2 separate regions of the Homo sapiens genome follow, and region 1 is linked to region 2. A link is an interaction called in ENCODE POLR2A ChIA-PET data of the cell type or tissue named here. Cell type or tissue: MCF 10A. All regions are shown on one strand.

The links. ChIA-PET counts read pairs that join two places held together with the same protein. Peaks named below come from ENCODE experiments on the same cell type or tissue, not always from the same donor. Only the 100,000 strongest peaks of a DNase experiment are listed, where the experiment ranks them.
Region 1: POLR2A ChIA-PET joins it to region 2 with 8 read pairs; 2 of 35 experiments call an interaction of 5 or more read pairs at or near these places.

Annotation. Positions count from the first base shown.
Region 1 is chr11:10,121,090-10,126,089 of GRCh38, reverse strand. The region is part of intron 2 of SBF2 (SET binding factor 2); the gene reads left to right. Among named protein-coding and RNA genes, the nearest start is that of SBF2, 170 kb to the left of the region's middle. In MCF 10A, no CTCF peak of the experiment used is centred here; a DNase peak (open chromatin) is centred at 3,069.
Region 2 is chr11:9,981,432-9,986,431 of GRCh38, reverse strand. All of the region lies in intron 13 of SBF2 (SET binding factor 2), which reads left to right. Among named protein-coding and RNA genes, the nearest start is that of LINC02709, 220 kb to the right of the region's middle. RefSeq lists an enhancer at 2,757-3,956. In MCF 10A, no CTCF peak of the experiment used is centred here; a DNase peak (open chromatin) is centred at 3,081.

The DNA.
Region 1 (5,000 bases), 140 kb before region 2:
CAAACTGATAACGATGGATGAAGTGAAAAGGACTGTTAAAAACTAAGTAACCAAGATTCACATCACCAGTAATAAGTCATGTGGATAGAATGTACCTCCCAATATGATGCAATGAGAAGATCACTTCACCTTTGTGGTATCCTTCCCCTAAATCCGTAACACAGTCTAGGCATGAGAACACAGAAAATAAACCCAAATTTTGGAACATTCTACAAAATTTCTGACTCATACTTTTTAAAATTGCCAAGTTTATGGGAAAAAAAGAAAAGACTGAGAAATTATCACAGAGCAGAGGAGGACAATTAAAGAGTCATGATGCTAAATGCAGTATAGTGTCCTGGAACAGAAAAGGACATTAGTGGAAACACTGGGGAAATCTGGATAGAGTCTGTAGCTTAGTTGATAGTATTATACTAATGCTAACTTCTTAGTTCAAACAACTGTACCCTGTCTCTAAGATGTTAACATAGGAGGATGCTGAGTGAAGGGTATATAAGGACTGTATTCTATATTTACAATTTTCTTTAAATCTAGAGTTGTTAAAGATATGACAGACAGACACACATATAAAAGGCAGGAGGCTATGTAGTTTTATAGACTTACTGCCCTTTCTAGTGTCGTTCATTAACAAGTAACTGAAAATTCTTAAATTACTATTAAAACTATTTCCAAATATTAAAAATATAGAAAGCATCTCACTGTATTATATGAAGGTGGCATTACTTCAGTACAAAAAAAACTTAATGAAGATAGCAAAAAAGGGAAAATATGGTTGCAAAAATCCTAAGCAAAGTATTAGAAAATCGAATCTCGTAGTCTGTTGAGAGAGTAATATGCTATGTAGTTTTCATTTGAGATGTACAGTATGTTTCATTATAATGAAATATATCAATATAATTCATTACATATTGAAAGAGTAAAACTGCATAATCATACTATTCATGGTAAAATTCTAAGTAGAATTTTTTTTTTTTTTTTTTTGAGACACAGTCTCTCTCTTGTCACCCAGGCTGGAGTGCAGTAGCGAGATCTCGGCTCACTGCAACCTCCGCCTCCCGGGTTCAAGCAATTCTCCTCCTGCCTCAGCCTCCTGAGTAGCTGGGATTACAGGCACCTGCCACCACGCCCGGCTAATTTTTGTACTTTTAGTAGAGACGGGGTTTTGCCATGTTGGTCAGGCTGGTCTCCAACTCCTGACCTCAGGTGATCCGCCTGCCTCGGCCTCCCAAAGTGCTGAGATTACAGGCGTGAACCACCACGCCCAGCCAGAAAATTTTTTTAATCTGTGGAAAATAGATGAGTATATATATTTTTTTGTTTTTATTTTTTCACAGTGCAGAGATGGAGATGACCTTCCTCAGTTAATGAGAAAGCCCAGGTGCTTTAAAGGAATAACATTGTGATAGCTCTATCTACAAATAAATTAAATGTCAGGAAATTTTCACACATTAGAAAAATGACTCTCATGAAAATACAGAATGAACATGTGTCAAAAACTCATTCAACATTTTAATTAAAGTAGGAACCAGTAAGATAATAAAACTTGATATTAGAGCATTTGAATAATAGGGACTTATATAGTTCACCTTTCCAGGAAAATTGAAAAATGATGCCTTCAGAATAATATTGATTAGATACAAATTTGGTTAATTTTCTAAAAAGTTATAAAACGGTAACCTTTGGGTTTCTGCTTTCTCTAGGACGGAAATGTACAAGTTACATGGAACTTCACAGTGTCTAGACTCTAATCAGATAGAGTAAGTAGGCAGGTTAACAGTTTTCTAGTATGCCATTGGAAGGATAAATTTTCTTAATGTTAGTGTACTGTGGTAGATACTGTCAACCAAGTTAAAAGATACAAAGGTTGATTACCTTGATCAAAAACACCTTAGAACTTAATAGTAAAACTAAACAACAACCAAAAAAATACAAACTGTCAGTTCACTGAAGAAACACATATTGCCAGAAACCATGAGAAGCTGCCTGCAATCTCAGTCATAATTTTTTAAAGGCAATCTAAAATAAAAGTGAATGAAGATTTTGGCTATCAGGTTGGCCAAACCATAAAATGTTTCTATAACTAACTATTAGTGTTAGGCTGTTCATATTCACACTTTAATAGTGAGATTCTAATTTGTTATAAGCATATTCATTGGTGTTTCTTGGAATAGCAAAATACTGAAAACCGTCTCAGTAGTCTTGTTGTTAGGTAAATACACCATGTTTGAGAAGTGTAGAAAAGAATGACATTGTTAAGTGAGAAAAGCAAGATGTGGACAAATGTACATTTTTATTTTAAAAAGCTATTATTACATGTGTATGTTTATACCTAGGTCTGAATAATGCAGACAATAAAGCTTATTTATGTTAGTGGAAGTAAGGAAAATATTTTTCTTTTTTTTTTTGTAAGGAAGACTTTATAGTCAAGACTAGGGGAGAGAGATTAAACTCGACTCTGAATACAACAGGAACTAGTGGAGATCTATAACCATTAGGCACTGTTAGGAAGTAGATTTCTCTCTCTTTTTTCAAGTAGGGATAAGTGATTTTAATTTTTGTATTTTTAAAAAGAATTTTAAAAATATGAATACAAAAACTTAAATATCACATTCTCTTGGTAGATTTTTTATTGTCGGGATTTATAAAACTACCCAGATAACAGGGAAATCCTTCAGTTTTTCCTAGTAATGTTAAAGACAGATAAAGTAGAACAAGTGATTAGAGTATACAGTACCTCAAAGTGTCTGTCATAAATAAACTACTTAGAGGAATGAATATTTTGTACTCAAATAAATTGCAAGTATTTGTGAGCTGAACCCTATGTTTCCCTTCTTATTCCTGTTTCTGTTTGTCGAACTCTTCCTCCCTGACTTTCTCTTTCAAAGATGAGCATACATGGATTCATTTCGGTTTTGTAGTGTTTTGTGACACTCTAACCCTGATGTTTCCTTCAGTAGGGAAAATCAGAAGGGTTTTCTATAGTTGAGCCAGGTGATTGGAGTGGTGAAACCAAGCAGGGAGAGGTAAAGCCAAAGTAAGAGCTGCCTGTGTGGTGACTCATGAAATGGTTGAGGTTTGAATAGCTTTTGGCAGAAAGCAGAAGAAAAACGGAGACAAGGTATGGGTGTGTATGTGTGTGTGTAACTACATGCTGTACAAGCTATGCATATTTCTGAGAGCACATACTAATATAATTTAACCTTTGATGACTAAGGCTATTCTATAGAGTTTCAATTCTTGTAATCTACTCTAGTAAATGATGCATACAAGTAATGTGTAAGTGTGCAGGTATGAAGGGCTGACCTAGCCTACTGTGCGTGCTGAGACTCCCGTGTCTCCATCTTCACCCCCAGTGTAAATGCATTTGTTATAAATTGGAAAATGACTAGTTGAATTTGCTAGAATTATGTGTAAACTAATAGTATCTAATAACTGAGTGAGTGTCAAATGATTCTCCTATGAGGAAAATCAAGTGCCTTTTAATAAAGATTTGTGATATCTAATTTTAGTTTTTTATAGTTTGCTTGTTTGGCCTACTTTTAGGACCTTGGCTGTGTGCCACATAATTGAGGGTGTTGAACAAGTGAGATGTTGGAAAAGTCTCATAATTCAAATATTAAGCAAGTTTTTAGGGCCTGTTCTGAGTTCTAGCTGTGCACTCTAAAATACATAAATATATATTAGTCCCCACTTAGCTGAGGAGTATATGTTCGAAGACTCCCACCCTGAAACTGTGGACAGTACCCACTTGATTGCCATCAGTTGGAATACATTTTTATTCCTGTCTTCCACCCACAAATTTAATGCCTTTTTCATCTTAACTAAACACTTACTATATACACTGTAGCTGTAACTTTGGCAGTTTGAGGTGTGACAGCAACATTAGCATGAATTTCTTTTTCCTTCTTCACAATGTCATGGGTAGAAGATTTATTCCTACCATAGATCATAGCAGCCTAAGCATATGATTTTTTTCTTTCCTTATTCACTTGAGAATTTTCACTTTTACACTTAAAGGAAGCACTTTATGGCTTCTCTTTGGCATATCTGAATTGCCAGCATCACTACTCTTGTACTTTGGGGACATTACTAAGTAAAATAAGGGTTACTTGAACACAAACCCTGTAATACTTCAGCAGTCATCATAACCAGGATGGTACTAAGTGAGTAACAGGTGGGCAGATAGCATACACATTGTGGATTCACTGGACAAAGGAGTGATTTCTGTCCGAGGCTGGATGGAGTGGTGACAGATTTCATCACACTATGCAGAATGGTATGAAATTTAAAACTTATGAATTATTTATTTCTAGAATTTTCTGTTTAATATTTTCAGATCTGAAGGCACAGAAAATGAAACTGTGGGTAAAAGAGGACAACTGTAATTTATTCTACAGGTTCCCAAGTAAATGCTTGGCTTGTACAAAAGCATATTTTTATATCAATGTTGGTTGTTTTTGTTTCTAAAAATTGTCAGTCTTAGGTGAAATAGGGGATCAGCTGCTAGTCATATGTAAAATTGGTTTCGAGAATACTAGCCCTGCATACCTCTGCCTTGTAGCTAAGTCTTAAGGCTTTATCCCATCCTCCTTACCATGTGGTGGTGGGAGGGGGATATATCTTTCCTTTAACAGTGTTAAGACTTCATACATAAATGTCCCTGGGAGAAATAAAAAATGTTCCTCAAGTCATATTAAATCCTTTCTTAAGAGCAGAATTGGATTGAAAGAATATAGAAAAAGGAGAGATTGGAGAGATTTCAAAGACAGAAGCAGGCTGTCTTAGATGGAAGAAGCAAACCAGTCTTACTTGAAAGTTTTGTCTCTCATCTAATTGTATTTCAACCATTACCTATCTATGCATTATCTTCTGAGTGCTGATCCCGTATTTCTGACTGGATGTTATTATGTGGATGTTTCTTAACATCACTAATCATTAGAGAAATGCAAATTAAAACCACAATGAGATGTCACACCGCACCCATTAGGTTGGATACTATT
Region 2 (5,000 bases):
TCCTGGTTATTTCCTTTCTTCTGCTGGGTTTAGATTTGGTTTGTTCTTGTTTCTCTAGTTCCTTGAGGTATGACCTTAGATTGTCTGTTTGTGCTCTTTCAGACTTTTTGATGTAGGCATTTAGGGCTGTGAACTTTCCTCTTAGCACCGCCTTTGCTGTATCCCAGAGGTTTTGATAGGTTGTGTCATTATTGTCATTCAGCTTGAAGAATTTTTTAATTTCCATCTTGATTTCATTTTTGACTGAATGCTCATTCAGGAGCAGGTTATTTAAATTCCATGTATTTGCAGGTTTTGAAGGTTCCTTTTGGCGTCAATTTCCTGTTTTATTCCACTGTGGTTTGAGAGAGTGCTTGATAAAATTTCAGTTTTCTTAAATTTATTGAGGCTTGTTTTATGTCCTATGATATGGTCTATCTTGGAGAAAGTTCCATGTGCTGTTGAATAGAATGGGTATTCTGTGGTAGTTGGATGAAATGTTCTGTATATATCCATTAAGTCCATTTGTTCCAAGATGTAGTTTAAATCCATTGTTTCTTTGTTGACTTTCTGTCTTGATGACCTGTCTAATGCTGCCAGTGGAGTATTGACGTCCCCCACTATTATTGTGTTGCTGTCTATCTCATTTCTTAGGTCTATTAGTAATTGTTTTATAAATTTGGGAGCTCCAGTATTAGATGCATATATGTTTAGGATTGTGATATTTTCCTGCTGGAGAAGGCCTTTTACCATTATATACTGTGCCTCTTTGTCTTTTTTAACCACTGTTGCTTTACAGTTTGTTTTGCCTGATATAAGAATAGCTACCCAGCCAGGCGTGGTGTCGCACACCTGTAATCCCAGCACTTTGGGAGGCCAAGGCAGGAGGATCACCTGAAGTCAGGAGTTTGAGACCAGCCTTGCCAACATGGTGAAACCCTGTCTCTACTAAAAATACAAAAATTAGCCAGGCATGGTGGCGAGTGCCTGTAATCCCAGCTACTTGGGAAGCTGAGGCAGGAAAATCACTTGAACCTGAGAGGCAGAGGTTGCAGTAAGCCAAGATAGCACCACTGTATGCCAGCCTGAATGTCAGAGCAGGACTCTATCTCAAACAAAACAAAACAAAAAAAAACAACTAAAAAGAATAGCTACCCCTGCTCGCTTCTGGTGTTCATTTGCATGAAATGCCTTTTTCCACCCCTTTACCTTAAGTTTATGTGAGTCGTTATGTATGTTAGGTGAGTCTCCTGAAGGCAGCAGATAGTTGATTGGTGAGTTCTTATCCATTCTTCAGTTCTGTATCTTTTAAGTGGAGCATTCAGGTCATTTACATTCAATGTTAGTATTGAAATGTGAGGTACTGTTGCTTTCATCGTGCTCTTCGTTGCCTGTGGGCTTTGGTTTTGTTTTTTGTTATTGCTTTTTAACTTGTATTTTTGTTTTGTAGGTCCCGTGTGATTTATGCTTTAAAGAGGTTCTGTTTTGATATGTTTCCAGGATTTGTTTCAAGATTTAGAGCTCCTTTTAGCAGTTCTTGTAGTGGTGGTTTGGTAATGGCAAATTCTTTCAGCATTTGTTTGTCTGAAAAATGACTGTATCTTTCTTTCATATATGATGTTTAGTTTCACTGGATACAAAATTCTTGGCTGATAATTGTTTCGTTTGAGGAGGCTGAAGATAGGGCTCCAGTCTCTTCTAGTTTGTAGAGTTTCTGCTGAGAAATCTGCTGTTAATCTGATAGGTTTTTCTTTATAGGTTACCTGTTGCTTCTGTCTCATAGCTCTTAAGATTCTTTCCTTCGTCTTAACTTTGAATAACCTGATGACAATGTGCCTAGGCGAAGATCTTTTTGCAATGAATTTCCAGGTGTTCTTTGTGCTGCTTGTATTTGGATGTCTAGGTCTCTTGCAAGGCCGGGGATGTTTTCCTCAATTATTCCCCCAAATATGTTTTCCAGGCTTTTAGAATTATCTTCTTCCTCAGATACAGCGATTATTCTTAGGTTTGGTCATTTAACATAATCCCAGACTTCTTGGAGGCTTTGTTCATATTTTCTTACCCTTTTTTCTTTGTCTTTGTTGGATTAGGTTAATTCAAAGACCTTGTCTTCCAGCTCTGAGTTTCTTTCTTCTACTTGTTCAGTTCTATTGCTGGGACTTTCCAGGGCATTTCCCATTTCTAAAAGTGTGTCCAAAGTTTCTTGAATTTTTTATTGTTTTCTCTTTAAGCTATCTATTTCTATGAATATTTCTCCATTCACTTCTTGTATCATTTTTTGGATTTCCTTGCATTGGGCTTCGCCTTTCTCTGCTCCCTCCCTCATTAGCTTAGTAACTAACCTCCTGAGTTCTTTTTCAGGTAATCAGAGATTTCTTCTTGGTTTGGATCCATTACTAGTGAACTAGTGTGATTTTTGGGGGGATGTTGAAGAGCCTTGTTTTGTCATATTACCAGGGTTGGTTTTCTGGTTCCTTCTTATTTGGGTAAGCTCTGTCAGAGGGAAGGTCTAGGACTGAAGGCTGTTGTTCAGATTATTTTGTCCCACAGAGTGTTCTCTTGGTGTAGTACTCTCCCTCTTTTCCTATGGATGTGACTCCCTGTGAGCCGAACTGCAGTGATTGTTGTCTCTCCTGGATCTAGCCACCCAGCGAGTCTCCCTGGCTCCAGGCTGGTACTGAGGATTGTCTGCACAGAGTCCTGTGATGTGAACCGTCTATGGGTCTCTCAGCTGTGGATACCAGTGCCTGTTCCGGTGGAGGTGGCGGAGGGTGCAGTGAGCTCCATGAGGGCCCTTAGCTTTGGTGGTTTAATGCTCTGTTTTTGCGCTGGTTGGCCTCCTGTCAGGAGGTGGTGCCTTCCAGAAAGCATCAGGTGTAGTAGTGTGGAGAGGGACCAGTGGTGGGCGGGGCCCTTGAACTCCCAAGATAATATGCCCTTTGTCTTCTGCTACCAGGGTGGATAGGGAAGGACCATCAGGTTGGGAAGGAGCTAGGCCTGTCTGAGCTCAGATTCTCTTTGGGCGGGTCTTGATGTAGCTGCTGTGGGGGATGGGGGTGAGATTCCCAGCTCACTGGAGTTGTGTACCTAGGGAGATTATGGCTCCCTCTGCTGAGTCATGCAAGTTGTCAGGAAAGTGGGGGAAAGCCGGCAGTCACAGGCCTCACCCAGCTCCCACGCAAACAGAAGGGCCAGTTTCTCTCCCGCTGTGCCCCCCAGTAGCCCTGAGTCTGTTTCCAGGCAGAGGGCAAGACGGGCTGCCAGACGGGCTTGAAAACTTGCCCGAGGCTATCCGCCTCCCAGCTGTGAAAGAAAAGTGCTTTAGTTCTTCCCCTGCCTGTGAAGTCTGCAACCCGGATTTGCAGCCCCCACCACCCCCGGGGCTTCTCACCCCATTCAAATAGTTAAAAAGTTCAGCTAGAGAATTCCTTCTCCCTGTGGAGTTTTACCTGCTGCTCCTCTGGCCACCCTTCTGAGGGATCCCTGTGGTGCCAGGCAGGAATGGGCTGCTTTGGGACCCGGCAAGCTCCCAGGGCCTTTCTGCTGCTTTCTCTACCCCTGTATTTCGCTTGGCTCTCTAACTTGACTCAGCTTTAGGTAAAGTCGGAAACTTCTCCCACAAACAGACCTTCAGCTTCTCCGGTGTGTGTTCGGGAGAGGAGGGTCTCCCTTTCCCACTTAGACAGTTGGGGCACTCACAGTATTTGGGGTGTCTCCCGAATCCCGCAGGAGCAGTTCACTTCCTTCCGAGGATCTGTGGTTCCTCTCCAGATTGCTGGTTTGTTCTTGCAGTTGATCTAGAGCTGAAACTCACAATGCAAGCCTCCACATGCTTCTCTGTCTGGAGCTGCAATCTAGTCCTGCCTCCCATCTGCCATGATCCACTCTATTTAGACAGTCATTAATTTTAAAAATATACTGTTAAATAAAGTATTTTGTTCACAGAACTAGAAAGCTTCCTGTGATAGTTTTTTTGCTCTGGATTGTAAATTATGAGATATTACAGTTGGTACTGTATATCAAAATAGACCACATTTTTCAAAGTAATTTTCCTGTCAGTCAGTGTGTTATGAAAACATGTTAGTCACAATTTTTTCAGTTAGTCATTTGCCCTCATTATGGTTTTCATTTGGGTCTCTTGTAAGACATAAAGATTAGACTCACTGGAGACCAGAACCACCTCAGACAGAACCGACCAGTGTCCTCTGCTTTGGCTTGGCACTGCGGTTGTCAGCTGGTCAGGAGTTGCATTGTTTTGAACAGAGGGAGCGAAAAGCTGAAAGAAAAAAAGCAAATTGACAAGTGACCACAGAAACACAAGGATGAAAATATTCCATGGATAGAGGAAATGCAGTAAGTTAAAAGGACTCGGATGTGATAAAGTGTGAAATAACTATTTGAACACCAGGAAAGAAAAGAGCATAAAATGACAGAGATTATATTCATATGGAAAAATGGATTTGGGCTAATGAGTGTTCCTTATTTCTTCTGCTGTGAAGTTTTGAGTCCTAAGAAAAGTAAAGTAAGTCGGAACTATAGTCCTCCAGGGAAAAGTTGAGGGAAGATGTGATTTTTTTTCATTACGATTAGGTCCTGACTTTAGTAAACAAAAAAATATTCTGGAAGACAGAAATGTAACATTCGATACTGTTTCTAATCTAAACATTGTCAAAGTAGAAATTTTCTTTTAATTTGTGGTTCTAACATATACTTTATCTGTATAGCAAATAACTTCTGCAAAGACAACTCAACCGATCTAAATTTAAAGCCATATCATTGATTTAAATATAATATTGGCATCCAAAGATTAAAATATAATAATGGTTATACATTTTCTCATTAGTCTTTTCATAAGGGAAATATAGAATTGAACATTAAAATCTTACTAATAAGATGGTGGTTATTGGTTGTATATCTCTTGAAAAAATAAAAGAAATTATAAATCAAGTAAACTTTTGTTTTTGCCGATTTCAAACGTTTTTTAAATAATTTCAACTTTTATTTTAGATTAAGGGGCACAT